2 separate regions of the Homo sapiens genome follow, and region 1 is linked to region 2. Evidence: read pairs that join two places in POLR2A ChIA-PET (ENCODE). Cell type or tissue: A673. All regions are shown on one strand. Each heading gives the region's core, and the rest is flanking DNA. Links, peaks and the distances in the headings are about the cores only. Region 1 overlaps CEP128 (centrosomal protein 128). Region 2 overlaps NRXN3 (neurexin 3).

Region 1 (10,979 bases), core at 1,364-9,363, 1.7 Mb before region 2:
CCTACTAAGCGTAACTCACCAATTGTGAAATACAAAATATTGAAAAATATATTCAAAAATATTACTTTGCTTTTCTTGTTTTCTACCTGTGTCTCCAATAAACATCTATATTGATATTAGTACCACTTTCAAAACTTTTAAAAATAGTCTTATGTCCTTGGAGAACATTTTTATTGCTTTAAAACTTTCCATCCAGAAATGCCCTTCGGGAATCTGGCATCAATCCAAAAAATGTTGTCAAGAGGAAAACATTAAAGACTCACTCATCTATTAGAATGTAGTGAGTGTAAAGTCAAAGTTGGCATTATGGCTTTCCAGCAAGAATCTTTGTTTCTCAACAGTTATTCCTCTGAAAGCAATCTAACAAGTACATCTTAAACACCAATTAATCATGACTTGCCTAAACTTAAATCTTATAGTAATTCTCATTTTCTGTAGGATGTAATCTAAACTTAGTAACGCAGCAGGCAGGATCCCTAGTGACCCAAATTTCTAGCCTCATCTCCTTCATATATGGCTTTCCAGTCGTGGGAAATTGTTGATATTTCAAATATTAAGGAAGATATGCATGGCTTAGGTACTTCCTACCTTAGGCATGAATACCCAGGAAAGACTCCATGGTCCAAGAGGGCCCTGTACATAGCTCTTGATGAATTCATTGTGGTCCAGGGTTTGATACTTAGACATAGGGATTCACATTTTTTTAATACCAAGAATGGATGGGACACCTCCCATGGGCACACATTTATTTTAACTAGAAACAGGTAGTCATTTATTTAATTATTTATTGAGGACCTGGTTTGAACCAGACAATGAGCTATGCAAAGAAGATACAGTGGTGAATGAGATAAGTCTGATCCCCACTTTTTAAAATCCATAGTCCAAACTGTGGATGGGAATACGTAGTGGGAAGTCTTGCTTGTCCTAGGTGTGGGAATAGGGATGCAAGAGGCAGATGAACTGATTGTTAAGATTAGAAATCTTGTTGGAGAAATGAAAGAACTTCAGTTTGGCCCTGGCATATATGAGAGAGACGGAGGAAAGCAATAGAGAGAGACAGAGGTGGCAGAAGACACTGGAGAAGAAGGCAGGCCATAACAGAAACAGGAGAGCTTGTGAGCTCTACAAGGGGTATTAACTTGATCATGGGGCCACTGTGAGTGACAACTTTTATGCTTTAAGCAGGACAGAGATATGAAATATTTACAACGGAAAGTATTACTATTGACATATCGGACCCCTGTGCCAATGTATATTATCTCTCTTGAGGAAAGTTTCAAAAGAAGCTAGTTTGTTTTGTTTTGTTTTTGTTTGTTTGTTTGTTTGTTTCTAGGCAGGGTCTAACTCTGGCACCCAGATTGGAGTGTAGTGGTGGCAGTCACGGCTCAAGGCAACCTTGACCTTCTGGGCTCACGTGATCCTCCTGCCTCAGCCTCCAGAATAGCTGGGACTACAGACACACATCACCATACCCAGCTAATTTTTTATTTTTTTGTAGAAACGGAGTCCCACTATGTTGCCCAGGCTGCTCTTGCACTCCTGGGCTCAAGCAATCCTCCCACCCCAGCCTCCCGAAGTACTGGATTACAGGTGTGAATCCCAAACCCCATCCTATTTTTAATTTTTAAATGCACACGTAGTGAGCACTAAAACAATAGCCCTTTCACTCATTCTTAGTGCGTATTTATAAACTGGTGCATGAATGTTGGAAAATAACTCACATCATTTTAAAAAATTGAATGTATGCACTTGCCACTTGACTCAGCAATTCCACTCCCAGACATACACCCGTGAGAAGCTTACACACCCGAACTAGGAGATATGCACATAAGTAGTCACCATTTGTAATTGCAGAGTAATTGGAAATGACCCACATGCCCATTCATGGAAGAATAGAAAAACTAGGATATATTCACAGAGCAGAATACTAAAAAACTGTTATAGTGAATGCACTATAATATATATAGCATGTTATATTATATAGATAATAGATTTTATATATTATATATAGTATGATGGACTCCAAGGATAACATTGTAATTTTCATTATATATGTAATCTGTATAATGCACTAGAATGTATAGTATATATCATATGTATAATATACAATAATATACTGATATATATGTACCATATTATATAACATATATACTATATGCAGTATATACAGAGTATATTATATAATATTTATACTTAGTATATATAAACTCACTAACATGGTAAAGTCTCAATAGTATTATGTTGAATGTAAATAGCAAGTCAACAAAGTACACATATAGTATAATTCTATGTATACAATACTAAAAGACAGGAAAATGAAACAATGTATTATTTAGTGATGTGTGCATACATAGAAAACTAAAAAGAAAAATACTGAAGGATAGTTGTCATAGTATTTAGCTATCTTGTGACTCTTCTGTGTTAATTATTATGGAATATGCTTGCTATTGCTTTTCAGGTATATAATTTTATACATTATAGAAGCAGCACCTTTTTAATCAGGTGACTGGTAAGAATTCAGAGTACAGAAGAGCTGAATAACACATCAGCTAGTAATATGGACTTTAGAGTCAGGTCAACCTTAGTTCAGATTCTTCCTCTGTCTTAGTAATTATGTAATTGTTCTAGGTACTTTGGATATATCACTGAGGGGGAAAAAAGGTGTCTTCATGCAGTATACATTCTAACTATTGAAAATAAATTCTTAAGAATTGTCCTTAATATGGTGAGGTCCCTGGAATACAGTTTCTGTGTTTTATTCATCTTTTTAATATCTGACACCTAAGTCTTGCACAAAGTAGATATGTTTATGGAATTGAATTGATGAGAATGTTTATGAAATTGAATTGTATTACATGAATAAATGACTGGTACTTTGCACTTTGATAGAACAAGAGAAAATACAAATTGCTTCAGGCTTTGTCGGTCAGTTACAACATCAAATCAAAGATTAGACTTCTAGCACTTCTTTACTCATTGATCTTTGCAGATACCGAATCACATATAGAAACAAACAGTAGTAGTGTTATCTTTGAATATAAAGAATGGAAATAAGCATATTAATGGTATGTAAGACTCTTCATAGCCTGTAATATTTGAATTTTATCTGCTATCTCGCTAAGTTCTTTAGACCAGTCATTTTAATTTCAGTAAGTGTACAGCATTTTTTTACTTCTCTGAAAACTGCATTCTCTTCCTTCCATCATTCTAAAAGCTATTCCTATATATCATGCAATTGCTGAGTCTTGTAATAGTTTTCAAAGTTAGATGGCAATGTAATTTTTATATCATGTTTATATTGTGCCTATGTGTGTGGATAGGCATAGGTGGATATTTCTGGGCTAAAGACTCTACTTAGTGTTCATCAGATTCTCAATGGAGATGGTGGCTAATTTGTTGATGAGCTTTAAATTCTTTTAAAAATCATGTTATTATGAATAACAATAGAATGACAGTCTTTGCATATATATGATTTTATACATTTCTGATTACATTCCTCCAAGTGGAATTATTGACTCGAAAAAGCATGAGTATTTTTTAGTTTCTTAATACAAAGATAAAAATTACCCTTTGAGAAAGTAGGCACTGCATGTTTTCTTTTACAGTTGCCCATGGGTAAAAAACAGAAGCCCAAATAAAACATGTTATGGACAATTATTTTGACAGCGTTTGTAAGTTTACCTTCTGTTCATATTACATAAAGTAACATATTACAATGCGTGCTGATGGTGACTTTTGTGATTCTGTATTACAACAGAGATATGGCTTTGTCTTTTTGCATCTAGATTGGATAACTAATTTTCGTTATATTGGTCAGTCCTTACACTATAAAAACTTGCAGAGGTTCTGCCCTGAAAACAAATCATATGAACTTAACAGAAATATTTGGTTGTTGGCTTAGGGAGCTGGAGTTTTTTTGCCTATACAATTCAGAAGGAATAATGTATATTACTGTATCAAGTGAATTTTTATTGTAACTTGTGGTTTTTTCCATATGACTTAATTTCTTGCCAAGGCAGACTTTGGGGTATTTTTTTAGAGCTTCTTTTTCTGCTAAAGAATCTTTCATAATGTAAACCGTTACACTGACTACCCATAAATACTATTTTAATGAATTTACCTCACATCTAAGTGTAAACTCTAATGCCTATAAAATTTTAAATATGAAATATTATGCCACATCATCATACTACTTAATCTTGGTAACAAGTATTCAATTCAATTTACTTACAGAATTTTATGATTTCTTAAAAATAGTGGGTTAATTTACAATGAATTGCTTTGAGTTTATAGACTGTAATTTTCATTCATTACTTTTCTAATGCCACATAAGAGAAGTATCCACCTTAGTTTGTAAAAGTATGTGAATATTTCAGTGATAGTTGATTTTTATCTACTTTTAAACCACTAGTATAACCGATACGTCTACATTGACCACTACTAGAACAAAATTGAACAAAGCAGAAGGGTAAATAACAGTTATATGATAATATCATCTAGATTGGGTTTCAAGGGAAAAAGAAAAATTAAAATATCCTAAAATTTTATGTTAGATGGCATGATTTTAGGAACTTACAAGCTACATGAATTCATCATGGAGTTTATTGGATCAGTGGATAGCAAACCACATGACTTATATACATTCAATTCTCTCTTAAATAGATTTTTCTACTTAAAACCAATTCAAAATGTTTTGTTACCAGGGCACCTAGTTCTCATGTTATTCCTAGGACTATAGTATCCCAGAAATATGTGACTCAAAAGTTACAGAAAATCAGATTGAGTAAGTCACTGATGGAAAAGAAAAGATGAAAACAAGGGCCAAAAACCTCAAACCAATTAAAATCAACAAACAATAAAAACCACATAGAAAAACTTCAGTGCAAACCCTAGGCCTATAGAGACTACACCTTTTATTAATGTACATTTAAAAAGGCTTTACTTTGTGAAATAATTTTACTTAGATCCTTTATTAGTGACCGATTTCTAAAATTTTATGTTTCCCAACAGAGGGTATTCCTACCTTAAAAAGAAAAAAAAAATATATTACTGGAGTGTTAAGGATTACTTTTAACTTTTGAATTTGAGAACTCCTTCTCAGAGGAACTTTTTGTCATTTTCATACCTGTGAAATATAAATAAATACATAAAAGCCCTCTATTTCTCCAAAAAGGAAAAGAAAATGCAATTTATCAAGTGTTCACCTGCTAGATGTTTAACACACTGTTAATCTTCACTACAACTCTTCAAGATACAAATTCTTATGTATATTTTACAGATAAAGAAACCAGTCTCAGAAGACTGAGTTTGTCAAAGACCACACAACTCACATCGCTGATCTCTAGTATCAGAATCAAGCCCTTACTGAGAAGACACAGCTCCATTTTTTCAATTGTTGCTAATGGCAAAGTCATTTGGAAAGAAAGTAGTGAATTGTAGAAACTATTGTATTGGCCTGAAATCTTGATTGAAGTGAGTTAAACCCGTTTGTTTTTTTTTTTTTTCTTAAACAGGCTTGAGTTTAAAAAGGGAGAGTAAGGGAGGTATTTATTCACTTAGGAACTAAAAATACAAATGTAGTCTAACTGTGGCACAAGAAAATTCATTTGTAACATCTAAAACGCTTACCCCACCATCTGTCAGCCCTTTTATATTCAAAGCTTCCCTTGACTTAAACTTCATTTTCACCCATGCTGCCTGTAAGAAGTGACTATACATATATATATGTGAGCTATAGGCTCACATCCTACTATCTTAGCTAGCAAGAGCTTACTTATCAGTAGCTCCGGTGAAAGTCCAGGGCTGTTGCTGCTTGAGTTACCTAATCAGGTATGTTACCCTTAAACCATTCCCTGTTGCCAAAAGATTGTGTTACTCTCATTGACCAGGTTTCAGTCATTTGTCCAAAGCTAAAATAGACAGCGTAGTTAGCCCTATAATAACTTCATATTGCGAGAGAGGGAGAAAGGTAGTTGTGCGGACGCTTTTTAGGAGAAAGGGGGAAATGGACAGGCAAAAACAGCAGATGTCCATTCTAGCTATGTATTATGTTGGGAATTTAGCTTGTTAAAGTCATGTCAGTTCATAGTTTGAAATTAGTTTAAATATGATAAAAGACACTCATTTCTTTAGCTTTTACTGCATGTAACCAATTTTGCAAAGTCCATTTCCTAATTTGATACTTGACACTCTATCTAAAGACATGCCAGTCAAGCTAATAAAATGTACAGTAGTGTTTTAAAAAGTGAGGAAACTGATAAACAGATGGCTATATGGGATGTTTCTAAGAATAGGAAAGGAAAGACTTTTTGTCACATTTCACTATTTAGGATAACAGATGCATTAGTCTGTGTTTCTAAATAAAACTTCAAGCACATGTCTGAAATCATCTACTTACTATTCAAATAGAAATTTCCCTTTGGAGGTTAGTTTGATCTGTCAAACCACCATATGGGTCTGTAATAGTATAAAGTTCTCTGAATTTTCTGTTCTTGCAATTTAAGCTTTTTCACTAGTACGCTTACTCCCGAAGCTAGACTGCCTTCAAGAGAGCTGTGCTGAGGATATTTCAAACTGTTTTATACACACACACACAGCCTGAGTGAGATGAATGGGTTAGGTCACTTGAAAAACTTTTAAGGGAATTAGAATACAATCTCTGGTATGGGACTTTCATTTTATAGCCCAATGAGGTTATTGCTCTAGCTCTATTACATCTAACACCAAAAACCTCAGTGAGCAGACATGGTTTTTACTTCATTAAGTAGGCTTTTTAAAAATGGACTTTCTACCTTCTGAGCCAAAAAAAAAAAAAAAAGAAAATAATAATTAATTAAAAATAAAAATGGACTTTCTAAATTGCTTTTCTGAGTATTTTAATATCTCATTTTATTCTTCCAAACCTGCCTGTGAATAATTTCTAAATATTTCTCTTATGTACAATCTAAATAAACATATAACTTGCTGACCTTATTAGCAGTATATCTACAACAAATGATATTCATTTAATGTATTATTCATTCATGAAATTAGCCACCAAATGTTAATTGAACATCTACAATGGGCCTTACAATGTCCTGCCAACAGCATTAGTAATGAGGTACTGTACATAGGTGGACACTTCATGTGATGCGTTCTTACATCTTTGAGCATGAATATTTATTTTAATCACGTCTAAGAGTCTTTCAACAAGGTTCTTACATTTCTTTATTTTCACTTACATTCTTAAGCAGAATATGCTGAGCATTTATTTAATGACTTGGGACAGTTGTGCTCAATCTTGATGATTGTACTGTAATGCAATAATTGTCCTCACCATTAACTGGAAATACAGCACTGCTCTTGCACAATTGATTCTAAGCTATTATGTTCTAATATTTTCTGTGTCTCTTCCCTTCCTTACTCTGAGATATTGCTTCTTGTAAAAATCAGGGCATTTTCTGTTACCAGTTTCCCAGAATCTCCATGTACCCATGTGTAACTTATTTTTCTAAATATGCTGTGGGTCTAATAAGTATCTTGTCAGGACTGTATGGAATATAAAAGAAAAGTCATTAATCTCTGAGAAAATCCTGAGGGTTTCAACTGTGGTTAAAATGTATGCTTGATTTTGGGGGTGGTGATGGGGGGACGAAGTCCTGCTCTGTTGCCCAGGCGGGAGTGCAATGGTGCACCATCTTGGCTCACTGCAACCTCTGCCTCCTGGGTTCAAGCGATTCTCCTGCCTCAGCCTCCCAAGTAGCTGGGATTATAGGTGCCCGCCACCACATCTAGCTAATTTTTGTACTTTTAGTAGAGACGGAGTTTCACCATCTTGGTCTAGGTTTATTTTCTTGAAGTCAGGAATCTGAAATTGGCTTCACTGGCCTAAAGTTAAGGTGTTGGCAGGATTGGTTGCTTCTGAAAGCTCTGAGGGGAGAATTCTTTCTCCTGCCCTTTTCAGCTTCTAGTGGTTGTCTATGTTCCTTGGGTTGTGGCCCCTTCCTCCATTCTCACTCCAATCTCTGCTTCTGTCACTACATTGCATTTTCCTCTATGTGGTCAAGTCTCCCCTGTCTCACTCTTTTTTTTTTTTTTTTTTTTTTTTTGAGACGGAGTCTCGCTCTGTCGCCCAGGCCGGACTGTGGACTGCAGTGGCGCAATCTCGGCTCACTGCAAGCTCCGCTTCCCGGGTTCACGCCATTCTCCTGCCTCAGCCTCCCGAGTAGCTGGGACTACAGGCGCCCGCCACCGCGCCCGGCTAATTTTTTGTATTTTTAGTAGAGACGGGGTTTCACCTTGTTAGCCAGGATGGTCTCGATCTCCTGACCTCATGATCCACCCGCCTCGGCCTCCCAAAGTGCTGGGATTACAGGCGTGAGCCACCGCGCCCGGCCCTGTCTCACTCTTAATAAGGACAATTGTGATTACATTTAGGGATCTCCTGAATAACCCATGCTAATTTTTTCATCTCAAGATCCTTAAAATCTGCAAAGTCTCTTTTGCCTTGTAAAGTTATGTATTCACATATTCCAGGAATTAGAACCTGACTATCTTTGGGGCTGATTATTCAATATACCAGTGTTACCATTTAGTATTTTATGACTTTTTAAAGAGTAATACAGGCTCACTTGATATTGGCATGAATGAGAGAACTAATCTGATATGGTAAAAATTTCTTCTGTACAAGAGTAACAAAAAGAAAGAAGAAAGAGAGAAAGAAAGGAAAGAAAGAGAAAAAAGAAAGAAGGGAGAAAAAAGAAATAAGGAAGAAAAAAGAAAAAGAGGAAAGAAGGAAAAGAGAGGAAGGAGAGGGAAAGAAAGAGAAATGAAGGAAGGAAGGAAGGAAAAGGGGAAGGGGAAGGAGAGGACGGAAGAAAGAAAGATTATAGGAATAAATTTAACCAAGGAGATGAAAGATCTCGATAACAAAACTACAAAACACTGACGAAAGAAATTGAAGAGGACACAAAAAATGGAATGACATCCCAAGCTCATGGATTGCAAGAATTGATATTTTTAAATGACCTTACCACCCAAAGCAATCTACAGATGCAGTGCAACACCTATTAAAATACTAATGATATTCTTCATAAAAATAGAAAAAAAATCCTGAAATTCATATAGAGGCATGAACAACCCAAAAACCTCAAATAGCCAAAGCATTACTGAGCAAGAAGAACAAAGCTCGAGGCATAACACTCCCTGTCTTCAAAATATACCACAAAGCTACATTAACCAAAATAATGTGATATTGGTATAAAAACCAATACCCAGACCAATGGAACAGAATAGAGAACCGGAAATGAATTCACACATTTACAACTAACTGATTTTGAACAAAGTTGCCAAGAACATACATTCCCCAATGTGTCTCGTTAATAAAGTGTTAACAAAAGTGCCTCGTTAATAAAGAGTTCTGGGAAACTGGGTATCCATATGTGAAAGAATAAAACCAGACCTCTGTCTCTAACCATATACAAAACATATTGACTCAAAATGGATTAAAGACTTAACATAAGGCCTGAAACTATAAAATTACTACAGGGAAAGAAAACCTAGGGAATATACTTCAGGAGTTTGGTCTAGGCAAAGATTTCTTGGGTAAGACTTCAAAACTATAGACAACAAAAGCAGAAATAGACAAAACGGACTATATCAAACTGAAAATTTTCTGCATAGCAAAGGAAATAATCAACAGAGTGAAGACATAATCTGTGGAATGGCAGAAAATATTTGCAAACCATTTATCTGACAAGGACTAATATTCAGAATATGTAAAGAACTCAGACAACTCAACAGAAAACAAATAATCATTAAAAAATGGGCCAAGGGTCTGAGTAGACATTTCTCTAAAGAAGACACACAAGAAGCCAATAAGTACATGAAAAAATGCTCAACATCACCAATCATCAGAGAAATGCAAATCAAAACCACAGTGAAATATCTCATCCCAGTTAGAATATTTATCATCAAAAGGCAGAAAATAACAAATGCTGGCAAGGATGTGGAGAAAAGGCAACTATTGTACACTCTTAGTGGGAATGTAAATTAATACCTCCATTATGGAAAACAGTACGGAAGTTCCACAAAAAAACTAAAAATTGAACTACCTTACAATCAAGCAATCCCACTACTGAGTATTTATCCAGAGGAGAAAAAATTAGTATATCGAAGAGGTACCTGCACCCCAATGTTTATTTCAGCTCTATTCATAATAGCTAAGACATGGAATCAACCTAAATGTCCATCAACAGATGAATGGATAAAGAAAATGTGTTATATATGCACAATGGGATAAAAAAGAAGCCATGAAAAAGAATGAAATCCTGCCAGTCCTGGCAACATGGATGAGCCTAGAGGACTTTATGTTAAGTGAAGTAAGTCAAGCACAGAAAGATAAAGACTGCGTGTTCTCACTCATATGTGAGAACTAAAAAAAAACTTGAGTTTGTAGGAGTGTAGAATAGTGGTTATGAGGTACTGTGAAGATTGAGGAAGGGGATGATAGGAAGAGGTTGGTTAACAGACAAAGCTACAGCTAGATGGGAAGAATAAATTGTAAAGTACTGTAGCAGTGTCAGGTGAATATGTTTAACAATAACTTACTGTATATTTTCAAAAAAGCTAGAAGAGAGGATTTTGAATGCTCACCACAAAAAGAAAGGATAAATGCCGAAGATGATGGATATGTTAATTACCCTGATTTGCTCATTACATATTGCATACATGTATCAAAATATCACTCTGTATCCCATAAATGTGTACAATTATTACATTTCAACTGAAAATAAAAGGAAAAATCTACTTCTGGAAGGAAATGACTTTTTTTACATTAAAAAATCCACTTTTTGCTAATTAGAGTATCAAGCTTTTAAGTTATTTGCTTTTTTTAATGATACTGCTTTTACATATTGAAGATTCAAAGGAATAGTAATTGGACCTATTTCCTTTTTTTTTGTTTTATGACATTGGCAAATATATATTTTTATGTAAAATAT
Region 2 (10,979 bases), core at 987-8,986:
TTTGAGGGTATTTACAAATGAGATTAGCATTTTAACTGGTGAAGAGAATAAAGCAGATGGTCCCCAGTGTGAGTAGGCATCATCCAATCTGTTGTGGTCCTATTCTGAATAGAAGAAAAAGGCAGAGGAAGGAGGAATTCGCTTTCTTTGCTTGAGGTGAGATAGCCATATTCTCTAGCCCTCAGACATTGGACACTTGTGCTCCTGGTTCTTGGGCTTTTCGAATCAGAGCAGAACTTACACTATCATGCCACTTCTGCCCCTGCCACCCCCATTCCCAGGGCTTTAGAATCCAACTGTTTTATTCTCCAGCATACAGACAGCGGACTGTGGAGTTTCTTGGCCTCCATAATCATGTGAGCCAATTCCTATTTTTATACATATGTATATAAATAATATATATTTTATATAATATATTATATATAAGATGTATATATCTAAATAATATATATTTTATATATTATATATAAGATGCATATATCCTATATATGATATATATGATACCTCTCTGGAGAACCCTAACTAATACAGAGGGTATTCCTGATAATAAGGATAGCCTATTTACTTAGCTGAATATATGTCTTGGACCCTTCAGCAAAGCTACTTCCATAGCTTTCAGAGTATTTCTAAATTTACAGTGTTGAGTCCCCTTGGCTTTTCTGAAGAGAGTCATTTACAGACAACATAAGATCTATTCATTTTAACTGGAGGAAGCCAAATTCACTTATATTTAGCTTTAAAATAAGAAAGCAATGATCACTTAAAAATGTCAAGTGAATCCACTGAGACGCGAATACTCTAGGTCACATTTTATAGAACATAAGGCAATGCCAGAGAATAGGGTCCTAAATCTTATTATAAAATCTCATTGTCAGAGAGACCTAAGGGTGGCTGTATTCCCAAGATCATGCTTTTTGTCTTGAAGTCAGGACCTATGCCTTACCAAAGCTAAGCAAGGCATCAAAACCACTCTTCTCAAGCATGTTCAGATGCTTATGGCTTCCTCTTCTCAAACAGAGGTTTTAAAAAGGTCACATGATTAGAGTGATCAGTGAAAAAGACAAAGAATAAAATCTAACATTTGGAGCAGTTTCACTAACACCCTTTTCTCTTCAACCACTTCAACCCTCTCATAATACGTTGGGTATAAAATTGGTTATGGCCATGGATGGGAATTGGTTGACTGAGATGGCTTCATGGTATCTTTATCCCCAGTGGCCTTTTATTGGTGATATATCACTAGTAAATGTTTAACAACCAGCACCCCAGGAAAAGGAAAATAAAACTGATTTGTAACATGTGTTGGTTTTATTAGTACTCCCCTCATAGCCAATTTCAAGCCATAACATGTTGCCTCATGTAAACTGGCTTACAAAATTCCTAGAAATTCCTGTGCCAGTGCCAGCTCTAGCACAGCACTGCTCTTGATGGTCAATGATCTAAAAAGAATAATTACAGCTTAAGAGTAAAGTGATTTACCCACAGCACCTTCCATGACAGTAGAGAGGTGGGAGTTGATACTTGCTGCAGGTAGGGTATTTGTAAGAGTGAGAGGATGGCTGGTAGCATGAAGCCTTCTTCCTCAACCCACCCTATTTTCATGGGATGCCTGGGTCACAAAGGTCAAATAACTCTTTTCAAAGTGATACACAATCCCTCATAAGTCAATGATTCTTTAGAAAATGTAAACTGAGGAGTCTGTCTGCTTTTCCTTGTTTTCTAGGCACTGATGTAGGGGTCTGCTGGGGCAGTGGAATATACTTTAAAAGAGAGAGAGAAGGAGTTTCAAAGCCCAGTCTCAACAACAACAAAAAAAGAGGTAATTTAAAATACTTTGCTCTAACATTGTGCAAATATTATCTAGAACTTTTCGAAATGGTGTTGATATGAAAACCATCTACCATAAAGTCAGCATGGAGGACACTCTCAGATACTCTCTGGTCATCTATGTACTCTTTCTGCTTTGGAAATAAGCAAACCCAGACTCACACCATACGGCATAATAGGCGAAAGGTCATGGGCTTTAAAATCCAGTTTAATCACTTACTAGTAATGTGACCTTGGGCTGGTGATATTAAACTCTAAACCTCAGTGTCCCCATCTGTATAAGGGAGATATGTATTTCTACTGCATCATATGGTGTGAAGATTAAATGAAAGAACATATGCAAGACCTATAAAGTCACCTATGAAACAGACAACAGTATCTATCAGCTAAGGTTGTAGTCACAATGGAGATACAACCTGCCAAGTCCTTAGTGTATGCCTTCATCAAGGAGACTCTCAATAAAGATCATCAGCAATTCTGCTAGAAAGGACAATAATCAGGTTTCCTCCTCCCACTTAAGTTGGGTGTACAGTTGATGAGGAGTCCAGAAACAAGATGCATTTTGGTAGTGTGCCACACTGACACAGTTGTGTTGTACGCCTCTCTCGTATAATGTGGAGGAAAAGGACACAAGAACAATAATGGGAAGTTCACTGCAATTTATGTCTCTCTTATTATTTTCCACAATAGAAAGCATTTTGAGGAACTTATAGTAGGTCAAGTACTATATTTTATAACAAAAAATACAATGGAGAATGTGATACAATCTTCAGTTTCGGAGAAAATGAGGTGGAGGACAATATTCATCATAGTAAAGACAGTTGGGGAATTAAAATTTCCTTTACCTAACTAAAGGTGTTTGACTAATTCTAACTCTGTTCTAAAATGCCTTTAAAGAATCTTGAGATTTCCAAGGCATCTGAACCCAATACATTGATTGACTTTCTCAAAATAGCCAGCACTTAGCACCCAGATCCAATGGATCCTGGATCCCCTGACCACGTGTTCACCATCTGGGCAGAGGGACACCTTACATTTCTAGAAAAAAAGTCATTAAACATCAGAAATAAAACCTGCTAAGAGAAGTTATAATTAAAGATGGAATAGGAAGATTCTAATTAATCACCTAATACAAAAAAGAGTTATTCTTTTATTTCTCATAATTTATGTCATCTGCCTCACACCAAACAGGTCAATCTTAATATTTCTTTTATAGTTCTGCAGCTCCTTTCTTCCATGAATAGGCTTTTAGGAAATCTCTTCCTTTCCACTAATACCCTTCTTAAAAACAAAAAGGAATTAGAAAGTTACTTCTGAATGTTCTGTAGAAGCTGTCATTCTGTCCAAGGTACACTGATACAAAGACTGCACTGCTCAGCAAGGCAACCTCCCTCCCGTGGATCACAGGAGTACCGTGGAGAGCTCCTGTCTCCTGTGTTGACCTAGAGAGATGTAGATTCTGGCCTGAAACCAGGAAAGTCGGTAAACTTCTTTCTTGATATCTTTTGTCATAATGTGAAAATACATGTGCTACTAACCAGAATAACAGTGTAGCAGTGGAGAGGGTGTGTGCAGCAAACAGGAGAAAGAGTTCACTTTCTTTCTTGCTCTTTGAGGTTTCATGTGAAAGGGAAACTTGTTTACCTCCTTGACCAAGTCAAGTAACAGGCACTGGGGGCATGTCTCTTCCCTCTGTCTTGGAATATGCTGCTTCACTCCTGAATCTGCTCTCTGTTTCTAGTTTCTGTCTGCATCATCCTTTCTCCATTCTAGTGTCAGAGTGATCCTGATAAAATGAAAATCCAACCCAAATCTCTGTCCTCCTCACAGCATCCTTGGGATAAAGTCCAACTCCTTACAGGAAAAGTCTGTCATTACCTGTCTCTATCCTACCACTCCCATTTCATGTGCTATCATATCCCCCCACACACATTATTTCAGCCACATTGAGCTTCTTGTAGATTCCCAATTAAGCCAAGCTCTCGAATGTGCTTCCATCGTTCATCCATCTAAAACATACTTGTCCTTCAGACTCAGCTCAAACTCTGTCTGAGAAGATATCCCCTGAGCACTCCCCATGACCACCATGACCCTACACGATCCAGTGTGTTCCTTCATGCTCACATGGCAGGACGCATGTCTCTAGGATAGGAGTTTTCACTTTGCATTGTAATTATTGGCTGATCATCTGTGGAATTCTTTGAAGTTAGAGACTGCATCTCATCTGCAGTATCCTAGCATCCCCAGTACCTAGTCCCTGATACACAGGCATAGCTGACACTAACTTCCTGTTAAATTCAACAACACATTCACTGGAGAAGTTAAAAATTTTTAAATAAAAAATAAAACACTACCCCAACCACACAATAACAAGAGGACTTAAGCTGTTGACTCATCTAGACTCATTACGTCACTTCTTACACCTCATTGTTATATTTCCTTCTGAATACATTTTTGTCTAGGCTTCCAACTGCCTCATTTCCTTGTCATATATCTTCACTACCCTTCATACTTCATGGTAATTAGTACTATCTATACTCACAGGTTGTAGCTGAAAAAGCCAGCTTGTGAGTAATAGTCCACACCCCAATGTTAGGAAACAAAAAACTAAAAGCTTTTCCTATAAAACAGGGAAAGAGTAAGACGGCCCCAAATAATCGAAAAAAAAAGCAGCTCCTGCCACAAACAAAGAGACTGTCAAGTCATTACAAGAATGGAGGAAAGTTCGTGCCAATAAAGTAATAATGTTAAAACCATATTGATGCCTAGACAGCTTCCATAAAAGGAAACATCAATATATTCCAAACCACTATGTCCCTAAATCTGTATCTACGCTTTGGTAAACAATTTACTTTAGGCATAGAAATCAATGACTCACTTCTCCCTACAAACCATTATTCCTTTGGATGAGAACTTTCAGATTATTTTGCCATGTCCAGATTTTCTAGGTGAGAGAATATGCTAAGCTCTGGGAATTCAAAATCCATATAGTTCTTACCCTGCGTGATAGTAAAGTCAGGGAAGAGATGTAGTTGTCTAGTTTAATCCGCTAAATCCAGTCCTAAGGAGCTTCAATCTCCTTGGATTGTCTTGCATTCAGATTGAGTCCTGCCCCCTTCTCTCTCTCTTCCATTTACAGAGAAATACATAGTGGATCTTTCTTGACAATTAAACATAATGTCTAAAACAACAGTATTGCCACAAGGGCCCTCTATACTTTGAAACTGAAAGCTATTGTAAAGCTTCCTCTGACTTTAAGTCCTAACTAGTGTATATTCTTTTATTTAATTTAAATATATATTAAAATATATGTGAATCTGCTAAGAGGCGATAAAGAAAAACAAAGTTATGGTAAAATAGTGACAGAGTCTTCATTGGTGGATGTATTCTGGATAGATAGGCGCTTGTACTGGTTAGCTACATGGCATATAACAAGAAAGTCACAGCAAAGTCAATGATCTTTTTAGATGAAAAGTAATTTTTTGAACGTTACCTTTGCCTTAACTACTTCTAACAATTTGGACTGACTGCAAACTCAGCAGAGGTCATGAGGCTCAGTCTCCTGCTTGACAATCAGCCAAAAGACACCTAAAATGCTTGTTCCTCCCTTGTTATTCTGAGACATAGCAGCATGGCACCATAGGATCAGTGGGCCATTACTGACTTTGTAAGATGCCTCTTTGAATAGTGGATGAAGTAGTTTCTGCAATAGATATTCACTAACATCTCACATGTGGTATTTTATAGGGTATTCAGGATTAAAATGACAGATCATCTTCTTCCTCAAGAGTACTTTTTTCCTGCGATCACAAAACAGGAAATTAAAGTGCTCAACCAAAATCCCCAATAGAAAATATAAATCTCTGAAACATTTTAATGACATTAGTGTCTCCCAAATGCCCAGAAATATTTAAAACTTTAAAACTAGTTAAGAGAAAATGACATTCTCTTTCATAAAGCCCAAGTACTTAAATGTCCTGCTCCAGGAAATGACCTCCCTGATCCAGAAAATAATAACTTAAGGCATAAGGGCTGGCCTTGGCCTTTTTTTTCCTTCCAAGTTCTTTTTTCTATGTATGGTGAATAAATTAAGAGGAGCCAACCCCTCCATGGCAACTACTTGGAGAGGTATTTATCATTTCCAGAGTAAATTAATATGTTTATGTATAGTCACGGTATGGGATGCTGTCAAACCTCTTTGGTACCCCCCAAAATGGAATCATGTTTCTTCCCCCATGAGGTCTCCTCTTGATAGCTATTTTTCATGCATTGATCTGGGTTATCTGTCACCCTTTCAGAAGAACACAGGGTTCAGCCACCTCCCCACAATTGCTGCTGTCCAAGAGGTGTGACAGCTTGAAGATCTCTAAAGAAAAGATACCAAGGGTTACACAGGGCATCTTTCAGTCCAAAGTGGTAATGGGAACAAGAACCTTCTCTACCTTGCAGGTCAGCTTTGGTCAACGCAACTTTGTTAGCAAAAGAACAGAAAAAGCGAAAACAATAACCAGAGGTTAGTAAGAGGTAGAATAAACCAGGATAACATTACAGAAATGAAAACGCAATCTGCATAACCATCACTCAGACAGACAATTGAAATGCTCTACAGGTTCACCAGAGACAGCAAAGATGGGGTTGGGGAGTAGGGCAGAGGGGGACGCGCAGACCAGGGACAGAGCCGGCCTCCTCAGAGCCAAGTCAGCAGAGCAGGGCAGGGGCGCATCAGACTTGACAAAGCACAGGCAACGGGCAACAAGGGCAACAAGAGCTTTCTCACATCCACACAGCCAACCTCAGGGAGTGCACGGTCAGACTGAAAGACACGTGTGTGCAATCAGATGGAGCCCATAGAAATACTTCTAAACATTAGGAGTTCAGCATGAAAGAGTCACTCGAGTGCACCCCTTGTGCCCTCTTGCAAATGCCACCCAGGAATTTGGCACTGGAATTAGACATTTGGATCACGGTGATTTGGGAACACCAAAAAGCTCAATTTGTTTAATTTTAAAAATATATCCAAACCCAAATAGTTGCAGGCAAAAGGGCACCAGACTAATGTCATTTTTATTTATTCGTGCCAGTTTCAAAACAAAGCACGTGTATTTCTTTCAGATGTTTATCATCTGCAATTGTGAAACCACATTTCTAGCTGATCATGCCTTGGCCTCTGCAGCAAAGCTGGCCTCAATATAGGAAGATACATTTACCAGCCACATATTAAATCAGGTATGATTTTTTTTAAAACCCTAGCTTAAATTGAGAGGTATCAAGTTACAACTAAATGTTGACTAGGAGTTGCCCAGAAATTGCACTTAATATCTAAATTATACACTTTGCATCTATCAGAGACATAAAATCAAATACTAGTTTCAAGATTTTTTTCTTTTTTGCTACTCATACTTGAGAGCTGAAGAGTACTAAATTAGCAAGTTTTTAAATAATTTTGCTACCACTTTGGGAGGCCGAGGTGGGTGGATCACCTGAGATCAAGAGGTCGAGACCAGCCTGGCCAACATGGTAAAACCCCATCTCTACTAAAAACACAAAAATTAGCCAGGTATGGTGGTGGGCACCTGTAATCCCAGCTACTTGGGAGGCTGAGGCAGCAGATTCGCTTGAAGCTGGGAGGTGGAGGTTGCAGTGAGCCGAGATCACGCCACTGCACTCCAGCCTGGGCAACAAGAGCGAAACTCCGTCTCACTCACTCACTCACTCAATCAATAAAATAAATAAAAATAATTTTGGACTCTTTTGCCTTTTATTTTACCTGCTGTCATGGGTCTGATATAATAGGGAAGGTAACACATTTACTACCTAGGGATCTTAAAGTGTCATTGTCAATGACTTTGATGGAAACATATATTAAATGTAGATAGATACAGATACTTATCTATCTGTGTGTGTGTGTGTATATATATATATATATGTTTATCTGTGTATTCTAGATTTGCTAGAATAAAACATATCTTGAAGAGATTCTGGTCTTAGTTCTTAGTTATAAAACCTCATCCCCTACTTGTTTACTGTTCTATGTAAAAGAAATGATAAATTAAGAAATTTGTTCTGTTTCCTGTGGTCCTCATACTACCTAATGCTCAAAGGCCTTCTTGGGGGTCTCATGCTCTACACAAGAGATTCAGAATAAAAATGATGCCTTTTTGCAGTGTCTCCAGTGTTTTGTGCTCTCCCTTTACCTCCCCACCATCTTACACAGAACCCTAAAATGCTCCTGGGATCTCTTGCAAGGGCTTATTCACAGTGGTACAAACTTCCAATGACAGTAATTTATGCCTTAACCCATTTTGGGCCATTTTTCCTGGCCACTTAGGCTAATTATCCAAGTCATTTGTGTACAATCAACAAGGACTTTCTTCCCTCAGCACTCACCCTCCACTTCATCCCACCCAGCGGGGTAGGCATAATGCTCAGTGGGTAACCGTTGTAATTATCTCCATGGCAATAGAGTGCAGTGCTATTAGGCTCATGGGACTCACCATAGATTCAGATGGTGGAGCCATCAAGCCACAATATCCGGCTTTGAACAATCAACCATACTCAGAGGAAGGTCGGAGCTCTCTGTAATGCATGTGATGAGTAATGCCAAACTGCACATAGAGCTGTAGATAGGGATAGGGACATTTTCCCCAACTCGTTATGTAATTTCTTTTTGCTGATGCTCTTACTGCTTCTCTTAAAACTCTCTTAAGTGAGGTCATTCTCCCTTTATATTATACATTTTAGTACCCTTTTATAAAGCTTAGACCTCCTTTTAATCCAATACTATAGCTTTATTTATTTACACCTTAATTTTTGTATTCTGTATACCTGTACTACCAATACAGTAGCCATTGACATGTGTATTGAGCACTTTAAATGCATGTAGCCCCTGGGTTGAGGTGTGCTGCAAGTATAAAATACAAACTCAAGTTTAGAGGCTTAATGTGAAAAAAAGTGCAAAATATTGATAATTTTATCTCTATTACATTCTGAAATAATATTTTGGGTATATTTAGTTAAATTGAATAAAATACAAAATTAAAATAAATTTGACCTGTTACTTTATACCTTTTTAAAATGTAGCTACTAGGAAATTTATAATTGCATGTGTTACATATATCTATTGGAAAACACTGACATAGAGTTAATGGATGATTCCTGTTAACTTTTAAATCTGAAGAACTGATGGCATAATAAAAATTCTGTAACATTTGACCAGTATCTTACGCTTTCTAATATGTGCTCTTATATTGTGATTTGACTTCATATGATTAATTATTCCAGGATAAATGGAATTACTGCCATTCTACAATCTTCTAAACACTATATACAATTTAATTCCAAATGCTACGTCTATTCCAGGATTGCCCTTTAATACACAAAAGAACTAAAAGCAAGCCAAGGAGACAAAAATCCCTGATTGAATGAAATTGTTCATTTCTAGGAGCAAAGTGGCTGCTTTAAGGGCTTAGTGATTCCCAACCTCCTGTCCCTTTATACACACACACACACACACACACACACACACACACACACACACTACATAGTACAAACACCATATTTGGCCAAGACAATTTAAGAAATATTTCTGGATAAAGGAAAAATGGAGTGGGTTATAGGAATGAACATTCCTATTACTAGTGCAAAATACAAAAATAACTCTTAGGCAAAGGGAAACAATTTCCATAACTCCAAGTCAGCCTGATAAGCTGACAGGAAGCTTTTATAAATGTGTGCTTTACGATGATGAGCTAACCCAGATGGAAGCTGTTTAAGAACAGAAGCGATACATGAAGTTGAACACAGAAGTGGAATGAACAGATTTGATGTGGTAAATTAACAACTGATACAAGGAAACACAATATATTGCGCAAACACAGGACCATAAGGCTCAACCAAAAGGCTCAAAAAGAAAAAAAGGAAATAATTACATAGATCCTTGGTCAGGCAACTTCTTTGCCTTTCAAGTTAGGTAACAGTCACGTTTTCAGCCAACCCAAGACTACTAGGGAAGGCTGAATGTGTTCACTTCTGCCATCTGCTGGTTAAAACTAGATTGTTTACACTGCAAAGAATTGTTGGATTCAGGAAGACCTGTAAAATTCATTTAGTATCTCAAGAGACAGTGGATCATCTACAGGAACAGGCTGAGCATGGTTTGTTGTGCTGCATGGGTAGACATGCAGTATTATTAGATGTTTGACATAAAATAATATTTGTAAACAATAAGCCTACCATTTATCGAGTACCTACTACATACCAGGCATTTTATGTGTATTTCTGATCTCCTTACATTCAAGGTAAGTTTTATTGCCCTGTTTTATAGGTAAGAAAGATATAGCTTACAGAAGTTACATCACCTTCCAAATGTCACATAGCTAACAAGAGCTACTACCTGGAGCTGAATCCAGGTATTTCTAATATCAAAGCCCATAATGTTCCAATATACCACACTAAAGAACTGCCTAGCAATGCCTGATAATTAGTAAGTACTTAGTAAATGTTAGTTCCCTTCCATCATCATGGCATTTGGACATCGTTTTCCTATTGCCTGCTAGATTTGCATTAAATAATGCAGTCACTATCAGCCAAAATAAGAAACATTTTATTAATTAGTGACATCTACATAAAATCTCTGGTTTTCCCCTCATCATGTATTAAAGTATAAATAAAAGTCTCCAGTGCTGTTTCAGCCATTCTGGAAGCCAAGGTACACATTGAAAGAAGCCTGATGTCAATGCCAGGGAAGTTTTTTATTTTATTTTATTTTTATTGGCAAGTATGTGATACTCAGAAAACATCTGCCAACATACATTCCTGGAGCCTGTGGCACATGTCTTGACATACTAAACCAGTGACAAGAGAACACTGATGGTGATGCAATGTCACGTGGCAAATGAGAATGAGACAGGACTGGTCAACTGAGGAAGGAGGCAGTGGCAGAGGCAGCAAAGAGGCTTGGTGCTTGCAACAAGGCTGTAGCTTAACAAGAAAAAAATAGGTTGTACCTTCACAGCCACGCTCGATCTGTCCGCTCCGATGAAGAGCATCATTGATGAGGTCTGGCAGGCGTCCATTCAAGTCCACTGATGCTAGACAGCCCTGAAAGCCATCTCGAGAGGCCACGAGCTTTGGGAGGTTGCTGTACATGCCTT

Evidence for each region. Peaks named below come from ENCODE experiments on the same cell type or tissue, not always from the same donor. Only the 100,000 strongest peaks of a DNase experiment are listed, where the experiment ranks them.
Region 1: POLR2A ChIA-PET joins it to region 2 with 10 read pairs; 2 of 35 experiments call an interaction of 5 or more read pairs at or near these places.

Annotation. Positions count from the first base shown.
Region 1 is chr14:80,623,579-80,634,557 of GRCh38, reverse strand. All of the region lies in intron 19 of CEP128 (centrosomal protein 128), which reads left to right. Among named protein-coding and RNA genes, the nearest start is that of CEP128, 310 kb to the left of the region's middle. In A673, for the core only: no CTCF peak of the experiment used is centred there; no DNase peak of the experiment used is centred there.
Region 2 is chr14:78,968,200-78,979,178 of GRCh38, reverse strand. It overlaps NRXN3 (neurexin 3), which reads right to left. Exons shown (of 21, transcript NM_001330195.2): 14 at 10,833-10,979. Among named protein-coding and RNA genes, the nearest start is that of NRXN3-AS1, 100 kb to the left of the region's middle. In A673, for the core only: no CTCF peak of the experiment used is centred there; DNase peaks (open chromatin) are centred at 4,238 and 8,288.